Linked DNA regions of Homo sapiens: region 1 is linked to region 2. A link is a contact called in ENCODE Hi-C data. All regions are on one chromosome and are shown on one strand. The core of a region is the stretch at or near the end of the contact, and the rest is flanking DNA. Distances in the headings are between cores, read along the strand shown. Region 1 has its middle 28 kb from the start of HSD17B3-AS1. Region 2 overlaps LOC107987033 (a long non-coding RNA gene).

Evidence for each region. A loop is a pair of places that touch in the nucleus more often than their neighbours do. Pooled maps may share reads with other maps.
Region 1: a loop to region 2 is called in a map of Caco-2, with 12 times the contacts of the local background. The contact joins two enhancer-like sites. A Hi-C loop is called at or near these places in 4 of 168 maps with a recorded cell type or tissue (Caco-2, colonic mucosa, dorsolateral prefrontal cortex and 1 more), 1 of 37 single-sample maps with no recorded cell type and 2 of 50 pooled maps.

What each region holds. Positions count from the first base shown.
Region 1 is chr9:96,215,799-96,220,619 of GRCh38, reverse strand. No RefSeq gene overlaps it. Among named protein-coding and RNA genes, the nearest start is that of HSD17B3-AS1, 28 kb to the left of the region's middle. RefSeq lists a silencer at 2,172-2,381 and an enhancer at 2,392-2,611. Within about 2 kb of position 2,524, at least 19 of the 41 ENCODE cell types and tissues checked have a DNase peak (open chromatin) inside an H3K27ac peak, as active enhancers do.
Region 2 is chr9:96,175,925-96,181,245 of GRCh38, reverse strand. It overlaps LOC107987033 (a long non-coding RNA gene), which reads left to right. Exons shown (of 4, transcript XR_001746574.2): 4 at 1-138. Among named protein-coding and RNA genes, the nearest start is that of HSD17B3-AS1, 68 kb to the left of the region's middle. Within about 2 kb of position 3,910, at least 3 of the 41 ENCODE cell types and tissues checked have a DNase peak (open chromatin) inside an H3K27ac peak, as active enhancers do.

The DNA of each region.
Region 1 (4,821 bases), core at 1,275-3,774, 41 kb before region 2:
CCTCGACCTCCTGGGCTCAAGTGATCCTCCTGCCTCAGCCTCCCGAGTAGCTGGGATTACAGGCCTGCGTCACCACACCTGGCTTTTCTTTTTTTTTTTTTTGTAGAGATGGGATTTCTTCATGCTGCTCAGGCTGGTCTCCAGCTCCTGGGCTCAGATGATCTGCCCACCTCGGCCTCCCAAAGTGCTGAAATTACAGGCGTGTAATCTCATCATGCCCGGCCAGTGCATTCCTTTTTACTCCTGAGTAATATTTCTTGGAGTGTCTGTACTACAAATTATTTATTCATTCAGCTGTTGGTGGACATTTGGGTCGCTTCCACTCGGGTGCTATTACAAACAAAGCAATTATGAGCAGTCAGGTTCAAATCTTTGTATAGACAGATGTTTTTGTTTTTCTTGAGTAAATACCTAGGAGTAGAATGGCTGGGTCAGATGACAGGTGTATGTTTAAAATTTTATGAAACTCCAAACTATTTTCCAAAGGAAGGGGGTCATACCATTTTATATTTCTACCAACAATGAATGAGGAACTCAGCCCTCCTAGGGCCCAGTCTGGCGACTGTGACCGTATTCCAGAGGCTTTATAATCCTGTTTTTTTCCTGTGAGCAAAAAAGTTATAAAGGAATGAGATCTAGAAAAGATAGTTCTAGTTGAACCAAAATCTTTTATCCAGGGTGAGGGCATACAAACTGCAAGGGGCCTGGGTGGGGGAGGCAGAGAAGCGCCCGCCTCTTCCGACCTCTCAGGTGCGTGTGAGCCGATGCTCCGCTAGGGGGCGCGGGAGAGCAGGCCGCCCCCCGCGTGACTCTCAGAGCCCGAGGGCTCCCTCCAGGTCCGCTGCCTTCTGCCCACAGGAAGGAGTCACTTTCCCAACTGGCGGGGAGCGGGGGAGTCACTTTCCCAACTGGCGCGGGCGGGTTGGGAGGGGCCGCTGAGCCGCATCTGCCACAGTCACGAAGCTTTCTTAGCACCTCCTGGAGTTCAAGGAAAATCCAGAAGCAGCTCTTTCCTTGAAGGAAGACGTTCACAGCATCGCACCCACGAAGAGGGTGCGGCTTCCCCCTCTCACCCTTCTGGGTCTCGGCCGATCGCCTGGCAGTTGGGCTCGTGGCCCATCCTGCAGGAGGGCGCAGGCATGCATAGCGCCTGCGGAGGAGCGCTGCTCCTACGCCCCAGGCACGGCCCCCGCAGGCCGGGCAGTGACCCCGGTGGCCCGGCCCTTAGGGCGTGCGAGTTGACCGTGCCCCTTCTCCAGGACGCGCGGCCGGCGGCTGGGTTTTCGAACGCGCGGCTGTGAACGGCTCCTTGGCGAGGAGGCACAGCCTCCGCAGGCCGGAAGCCACGCGCCCACCAAAGGCACGAGGAGCAGGGCGGAGAGTACTGCGGGTCAGACGAGCGAGGCCCTCGGGGAGGCGCCCAGAGGAGCGGGGCAGCGCGGCCGCAGCGCGGGTCGGGTCCGCGGACGCTGTTCAGGCCCCACTGTGGGGCTGCTGCCCCTGGGCTGCCCTCCGGCTCGGTGGAGCGCGGGAGTGGGGGTGGGGGCGCCTCTGCTGCTTCCACCCCAGAAACCCGGGTCAGCGTTGGGAGCTGCACTGGGCGGCAGCGGAGAACATTAGAAGGGACAGTGTTTGGGTTAAAATCTAACCCTCGGTCGGGCGTGGTGGCTGAAGCCTATCCAACCACTTTGGGAGGCCGAAGCGGGAGGATCACGAGGTCAAGAAATCGAGACCAGCCCGGCCAACATGGTGAAACCTCATCTCTATTAAAAATACAAAAATTAGCCAGGCGTGGTGGTGAGCGCCTGTAGTCCCAGCTACTCGGGAGGCTGAGGCAGGAGACCCGCTTGAACCCAGGAGGTGGAGGTTGCAGTGAGCCAAGATCGAGCCACTGCACTCCAGCCTGGCGACAGAGCGAGACTCTGTCAAAAAAAAAAAAAAAAATCTATCCCTCATGATCTTGCTTTCTGTGCGTGTGTCTTTGCGTCAGGGGCAGGGAAAGCCTGTAGAGCACACATTGCCTAGTGAGGTCTTTACAACACAGGCTTTAATTATTTTCCTCCTTTCGCAGCTGAGAACAGAGAATTTAAGCAACTTGCCCAGAGTTCCAGAGCCAGACCTTAAAGGTAGGGCTTGTGACTCCGCATTAGGAACGTTCTCCTCCCCTGGATGGACCCGATGCCCCCGCACTAATAATCTTGAGCCGGAATTCAGCAACGCAGTGGTGACATTCAACCTTCCGCCTCACGGAGGCGGTGCCGGCGGGGCAGGGGATGGCCGCCAGGGGGCAGTGTGGCTCCGTGCCTCCGCGCCCGCTCCCGGACCCGCGCCCTGCCCCCACCGGCGCTGAGCCCGCCGGCGCTGAGCCCTCCAGCCCTGCTCCGCGTTCTTAGCAGCGTCGCCAGGCGTGGAAGAGGTTGGACTCAGGGCTACGTCTTCCAGTAGTTAAAAAACGGGGGGCCGAGGCCCCCACAGTTAAAGTGGGCGAGAGAGCAGCTTCCAGCATCTATGGCGATGATGGCCTTTTTTTGCCCAGATGCAACCAGGTCTGCCAGTCGGCCAGCTCGCACGGAGGGGCCCACCTCCAGCCCTGGCCTCAAGAGGGACCAGGCACAAACCTTACCTTGACAATGTTTCCAGCAACACTTCGCTGGGACAACTAGTCAGTGTGGTCAACCAGGCTAGGACAACTAGTCAGTGTGGTCACCCTTGTGGCCGTTCTTACGGGGAATTTGGTTATTATGGGGAACTTGGTGAGACTTGGGTGTAAGCCAGTAGTTGCATTAGTTGTTTTTGTAGCTTATCTTGTTTTAGTAGCAGTGATAGTGAGATTTTGCTTGTTTTTTTTTTTTTTTTTTTTTTTTCTTCTGGACTGATCCAAACGGAATGCTGAAGTTCTGTCTCCATCCGGAAGACCTGGGCTGTGGCCTCCCGGCGTCTCTGGGCAGGGGCATCTGCAGGTCCCCACTCTGGTGGGCACCCTGCTGCGAGTCTGCTCATACCCAGGGTGGATGCACCAGCTGCAGCTTTCAGCTGAAAAGAAACACGCTCTGCTCTGGCTTATGTCTGGCTGAGCTCTGGAAGGGCGGGCCCCTCTCAGCGAGCTGGGGGGCCCGCGTAGACGAAGATGACCCGCAGGCCTTATCAGCACTTATCTTTCAGTAAAGCCTGAGAGGCCAGCTTTGTGTCTGGGACCCTGGGAGCTCAGGAGGGCAGCTCGGCTTTTGTTCCTTGTTCTTCTCCAGCTGTTGGGAACTTTGCTGACAGCAAGAATCTACTCCATGGATTCACAGCACAGGCTATGACCAGAGACATATTTTTGTCCTAAAACATTTTTTTTTCTGATTATAAAGTTAATGGCCATTTTTCTTTTCTAACTTTTTATTTTGAAATAATTTGAAGCTTCTAAAAGCAGTTTAAAAATTATGCAAAGAGTTCACATGCACCCTTCACCCACATTGATGCCCTATAAATGCCTTGGTTTATATTTCCCCTCAAAATAACCACAGGCTTGTGACTGAATCAGGAAATTAACATTGATATAGTTGTGTTATCCTCCACAGACCCTCATCATATTTCCCCGAGGCCCATGAATGGGCCTTTGCTGAATCACACCTTGGGTTAGTTATTGCGTCTCTTTAGTCTCCTCTAATCTGGAACACTTTCTCAGATTTTCTTCATTTTTTCATGACTTGGACAATTTTTGAGCATATGGACCAGTTATCTTGTAGGAAGTCCCTGAACTTGGGCTTGTCTGACGTTCCCTCAGGATCAGACTGTTCGGAATCCCAGGGGCGGTGCTGGGTTCTTCCTGGTGCACCCCCCACCCCTGCCTCTGCCAGGGAGCAGCCGTTCCTGGAGATGTCACCTTTATCACTTGGTTAGGTGATGTCTGCTGTGTTCTCCACTGTAAAGTGATTATACCTTGTGGGGGGATACTTGCAGACTTTGTGATTATCTTATTTCTGAAACATTTTAGAGAATTTGAAAAGTATAGTCAAGAAGGGCAAAGAATCCCTCCTGGCTCCCCGCCTGCAGATAAGCACTGTCTCCATGCTGACTCCGTGCTCTTCTTCTTTTCCCTGGAGTCTCTGCTCTCTTTGGGATCCTCTAACCCTGCTGGAAGGACGTGTTCCTGTGGCTGATAAGCCTCACGCGACCTCTCCCATCCCCTGTCCCATTCCTCTGGGGGTGCTGTGGAGATTCTGTCTGAAACAGAGGTGTGATTCTAATAGAATTTTTAGGTCTAGCCCAGGGAGGAGGGAGAAGTTTTAAGTGGAGCCTTTTAGCTCCTCCAGAATTCAACATCCTGGGGCCTCCTTCCAGGAGGACAAGGGGAAAATTAAGGCAGCCACCCAGAAGGTCCGGGCTCTAGTCACTTGGGAACTAAGGAAGGGTCTGGGGTTGACCTTGTGCTCACAAAGGCCACCAGGGAGCTCAGTGCCTCCTGCCCATCCTCCTGGACAAGCCTGAGAGGAAGGAGGGAAGGTAAGTGCTAAGGAGCCCCATCCCATGGGAACTCAGGGAAACTCGCCTCTCAGAATTATCTAACCCAAGAGGCAAGGGAGCTGGGGTATGTATACACCAAGTCTTAAGAGTAGTTGATTCAGGGCTGCTAGTGGAGGTGCTCAGTGTGTGTCAGTTCCTCAGGCCTTCCTGCCACCTGCAGGCATATGGTGAGAGTGACCTCTGAGGTTCTGGGGGAAAGCTCTCAGGCCAGAGGTGCAGAAATGGCCGAGGGAACCCAGAGTTCTGGGGTACAGGTGGGACACTGAACATAGTCCATGGACCCTAACTCAAGTGCTGGTGACCCAAGTGCTG
Region 2 (5,321 bases), core at 2,661-5,160:
CAAACCAAGAAATTACCTGGATATAGTTGGTGACAAAAGTGATAGTTGGTATCAAGGAATGGGGTTGTCAAAATGTATAGTGAATGTGAATCTTGCTGTTTGTGTTTTAACTTATGGAAATAAATTTCCCCAAAACTTCTTGGGCTGCTCTTTATCCCACTAGATTGTGGGATGTACAGCCAGGAGATCACAGACTCTCAGGATGCCTGGCAGCAAGTGGGGGGCCAGAATTTCTGGCGGTGGAACTTACTGGACAGCGTCAGCCCTGAGAAGGGTATTGAATAAGACATAATTGTCTATGGAACTTGCTTCCACATTTGTAGAGTTAGGGCTCACCCCACCTTGTTTTAATGCCCTCCTTTCCTTCTCCTGACTCCCCTGCCTCCAGCAACCGCAGGTCCTGAATTTTGAGGTACAATCCTAGTATCCCACGGTTTATTCCCTTTCCCCCATAAACTGTGGAGATGCCCAGAAATCTCAAAACATTAGTGCTCAAACCACATCTCCTGGACTGCCTCTTGTACCTGGAAGCACCCGCAGAGGTCTTTGTTGGAGCACATGTTCCTGACTTGGATTGGAAAGCGTGGTTATCATACCTGCTGGGCCTGCACTTGCCAGGCAATGTCTTCAGGAAGCAGTGAGGGAGGTGACCCAACCCGCTGGTACAGGGGAAGACCTGCAGCTGGGCCGCCATGCTCCAGAAGCCTCTCCAATGCCAGGGTGGCGAGTGGTGTGGGTGCCCTCCCCTTTCCTACAGACCCTCAGGATGCTCCTCCCGGGAAGCCTTTTTATAACCCTTTAACCCGATTATGCCTGCATCCAATGGTGTGAGTGTGTATGTATCTGTGTGTATACATTTTTGTGCACTTGTGTCTATATGTGTGTGCACTCTTGTGTGTGTGTATGTGTGCCCACACAATAGGCTCATTCACGGCTTTGTAAGGGTGAAGCCGTCATCATGGAGGCCAGTGCTCATGGTCAGGATGGAGAGCTCTGGACAGAGATGAGATGCAGGTCACCTGTGTCCGATCTAGTTTCTCCGTTGCCACCAGCCACTTCGTGCAAATCACTGTGCTGGCTCCAGTTCCCTCTTCAACAAAATTCAGAAGCTGGCCAGAAGGATTTCTGTGGCTGTTTCCAGCTTGAAATGCTTGCAACGGGCTCGTGGTAGGGAAACCACAGGGAATATCGCAGTCCCTGAGCCTAGTCACAGAGACCCGAATGGATGAGGGGAGGACTCAGTTACTGGAAACTAGAGAGTGCTCAGGACAGAGACTTCTTGACGGGAAGCTGCAGTTGAGGGTAGAGACAGCCTAGAGCGTTCCATGAGGAGAAAGGGAGGAGGAAGGCATCAATATCAAACCTCACTTCCTCTCTCCCTCTAGTTCCCTCTGAAGCTCCCTGTTACCCAAGCACAATGGGAATTGTAATGGTGAGGAAATCTAGACAGGCATGTGGAGATATCTTGCTGACAGGCCTGCTACCTATTTACTGTAAGTTTACAGGGAGCTCCAGATGGCATTCCATTTTCTTTTTTGAGACAGAGCCTCACTCTGTCACCCAGGCTGGAGTGCAGAGGTGCGATCTTGGCTCACTGCAACCTCCACCTCCTGAGTTCAAGCGATTCTCCTGCCTCAGCCTCCCAAGTAGCTGGGGCTACAGGTGTGCGCCACCATGCCTGGCTAATTTTTGTACTCTTAGTAGACACGGGGTTTCACCATGTTGATCAGGTTGGTCTAAAACTCCTGACCTCAGGTGATCCACTCGTCTCGGCCTCCCAAAGTGCTGGGATTACAGGTGTGAGCCACCATGCCTGGCCTCAACTCCCATTTTCTTCTATTTATGTATGTATGTATTTATTTTTTGAGTTGGAGTCTAGCTCTGTCACCCATGCTGGAGTGCAGTGGTGTGATCTCAGCTCACTGCAACTTCTGCCTCCCTGGTTTAAGAGATTCTCCTGCCTAAGCCTTCCAAGTAGCTGGGATTACAGGCGTCTGTCACCACACTCAGATAATTTTTTTTTTTTTGTATTTTAGTAGAAATGGGGTTTCACTGTCTTGGCCAGGCTGGTCTTGAACTCCTGACCTCATGATCCACCTGCCTCGGCCTCCCAAAGTGCTGGAATTACAAGTGTGAGCCACCGCACCTGGTCTATTTGCTTCTGTTGATCTGACTTCAGCCAAAATATGATTAAATACATCCTCAGCTTCCTGTGTTCTTGATGTTCTGTCTCGGTTCTCCTGTTAACAGTCCAGTAGTAGGTGCTTTTGATGTCCTGCCTCTCACTCACAGCCAATGGGGCCTATGAGCAGCGGATTTCACCCAGCAGTGTTTCTTGCATCTCATCTCTTGTTTTCGCCCCACACCAAGTCCCTTAACCCGGACTCCCGTGGCCCCTTCCTTTTACTGTGGCAAGAGGCTCCTAATTAACCTTCCTGCTTTTGCTTCCAGAATCAAATTGTAAAGGCAGAACTTCTGCATGGAGTCTTCTGCTCAGAACTCCTCAATGTCCCTGGTCTGAGGCCATCTTCTAAACTCCCAAGCACGGCCTCCTTCCCATCCCATGCCCTGGATGGCGCCCACCTTTTCTGTGGCCCGGCATGGCCCCACATCCCTGTAAACGGACTGTGCTGTGCCTCTTCCTGCTCCCAGAGGACAGTCCCCTGTTTGTGGAGTCCCCCTGTGTGCCAGGAGCTGTGTTCTTCATTCCATACAGACATCCAGTCCCCTCCTGCTGCCCAAATGTAACAATTTTAACCCCAAAATTCATAGTGCACTCAAAAGTCAGAGAGGGAATCCCCAGGTCCCTGAAGCAAAGTCAGCATGGTGAGCAGGACTGGACTGAGAGTCAGGGAGAGGGCTGGAGCCAGGGGCGCACCGTGGGGCGAGGGCCTTGGCGCCAGGCCGGTGGGGAGCTGGAAGGGGGTCCTGCAAAGAGGCGGGGTCTGTAAGAACTGTCCACTCCCTGGCTCAGACAAAGAAGCGTTGCCCATTCAGGGCTGGGGAAGAAGAAGAGCCTCCTGAAAATGTAAAGCAGAGGCTGCCCTCCTGCAGTTGGGGGCCCACACTACTCAGGCACTGTGGGAAGCCCGAGCTGATAAATTAATAAAAAACTTGGGTTAGACCTGCGTGCCTACAATGTGTCGTAGCAGAGGCAACAATGCTGCTGCTGAAAACCTCTTTCCCAAGATAATTTCTCATGAAAAACTTCTAATTGCCGTGGAAATCAAGCAGTCTGAAATAGTGTGCAGAGGCAATGCCCAGAGATCTCACACTGGAGGAACACAGGCAACAGGATGCCTGGAATACCTACATCACGGCCCTGTAGAAGGCAAAAACAAAATGTTATTTAGAAATAACAGAAACATGCGGAAAAAAAAATCTAAACTTTAAAAATAAAAAATGCAGCATTGACAAAAACCTCAGGGCAAGGATTAAACAGGAGGCTATTTGAATGGTGAGCTGATGAACTGGAAATTATTTAAACCCCACAATAGTACTAGCAGGCAGGCAACGATTTCTCCTTGTTAATACAGGAGGACATTGGCATGTGGAGGTAAGAAACTTCCTTAGGGGGTCTGCATTTGCCCTCAGGTCTATGTGACCGAGCAGTGTGCTGAGGCTGGCTCTCACCAGCCTGTGAGAGCCAATTGCGTGCATCTCTTCCCTAGCTCCAGTTTCAGTGACCTAATGTTGGGAGCTTGAAATAGGCTACGGTGGCAGTATTTATACAATAGAAATTGGCAAATGCTACAATCAGATCTTTACTTTTTTTTTTTTTTTTTCAAGAGAGTGTCTGTTGTTAAACTTTTACCAGCATTGGTCTGACCCACCCTCAGACTTTAAATCAGGAGTCACAAGGCTGCCTCCCGCAGGAGACTCAGGACACTCACAAGGCTGAGGCGGGCAGCGTGGGGATCACAGTGCCCTGGTGAGCTGTGTGCCCTGTCTTAGGCGAGCAGCTGCTGTGGAGCTCCAGCTGGCTCTTAGGATTATGTGGGGATGTGCACCCAGTGTCAACAGCTGAGTTTTTAAAGAGAAGCTGCAAGGTCCAGAATTGTATGTGAAATCTCAATTTTAAGATGCTGGTGACCGATTCAAATTTTTTAAAAACATTGCTGTGGCCAAACACAACACATCTGTTGGCTGGATTTGGCCGTGGGCTGTGATTTCCAGCTTTAACCAATAAACTCCATGGCTTTGTGTCATCGCTCCTTCCCCTAAATTCCCTCCTACTTGTCAAGATCTGGCACAAATGAGAGTGGCTCCACGTATCACCCCTAAACCTCCCTCTATATGCTACCTTCTGAACTCTGCACCTCCCTTAAGGAACATACTGACATAGTTTGATATTATTTGTGCATACATTTTTTCTTCTCTGGTAGCCGATAAGTTCCCTGAAGATCAAGACCTATGTCTTGATCATCTTCCTTTCCTTAGAGATGTTTTGCACAGTCCTCTGTGTATAGCAGACATTCGATAAATATTATGCAAATCTTATAACTTAAATCTTATAATTATGGAAACTCAGTAGATGTGAATTTGAATTGCATTTTATACTTGTCTTGAGAATGGCGACTCATCTACTCAGCCAGGAAGACTAAGAGTTTAGATAGGAAATGTCAAAGGCATGTTCGCAATGCTAGAGACACTTCTCATCATTCCCAGGTTTCTGAGATGCTCATGGGAAACCTTTATTTCCTGGGTGTATTGATGCATGTGTTACTCAGGAATGGGGATTCCTGAGTCGAGCTCTGTGGACCAAAGAGTGGGCTTCCTATAGCTGCGGTTGACTGAGGTAAAAAGAATATGGACCATTTTCCTATGTAGTTAAGCTGTTTTTTTTCTTAAAATATAACTTATTAAAACCAAAAACATAATACCTTCTAATATTGGTATTTAAAAGAATGTTTAAATGCCCTTTAATTTTAAAGCATAATGAATTTCAGAGCAAGATTTAAAGGAATATAAGCACTTTCATGCAAATCTCAGATTAAATTTGACAGTTATTACCTTCCCCCCACATTTTCCTATGTTGTTTTAAATAAGGAATATTTGGTTCTTTCACATGTAGTACTACAGCTCTGTAAAGCTGCAGCTCTTTAGCCTTTAAAGTTCCCTGTGATCTTCAAATGTCTTTGGATAATCTCTCTCTGACTTTCTGCTAACTCCAGAAAAGAATTGATTAGTTATCTCTAAATTCCAAGGGTTCCTTTTCTTTCATGGACAGAATTAGCTACATATCTTCTGTTTCCTTAGATAGTATTGTTTTCTGAGCAGGAGAAATTGTGCTTCCAATCAACAACTTCTCTTGTCTTTAG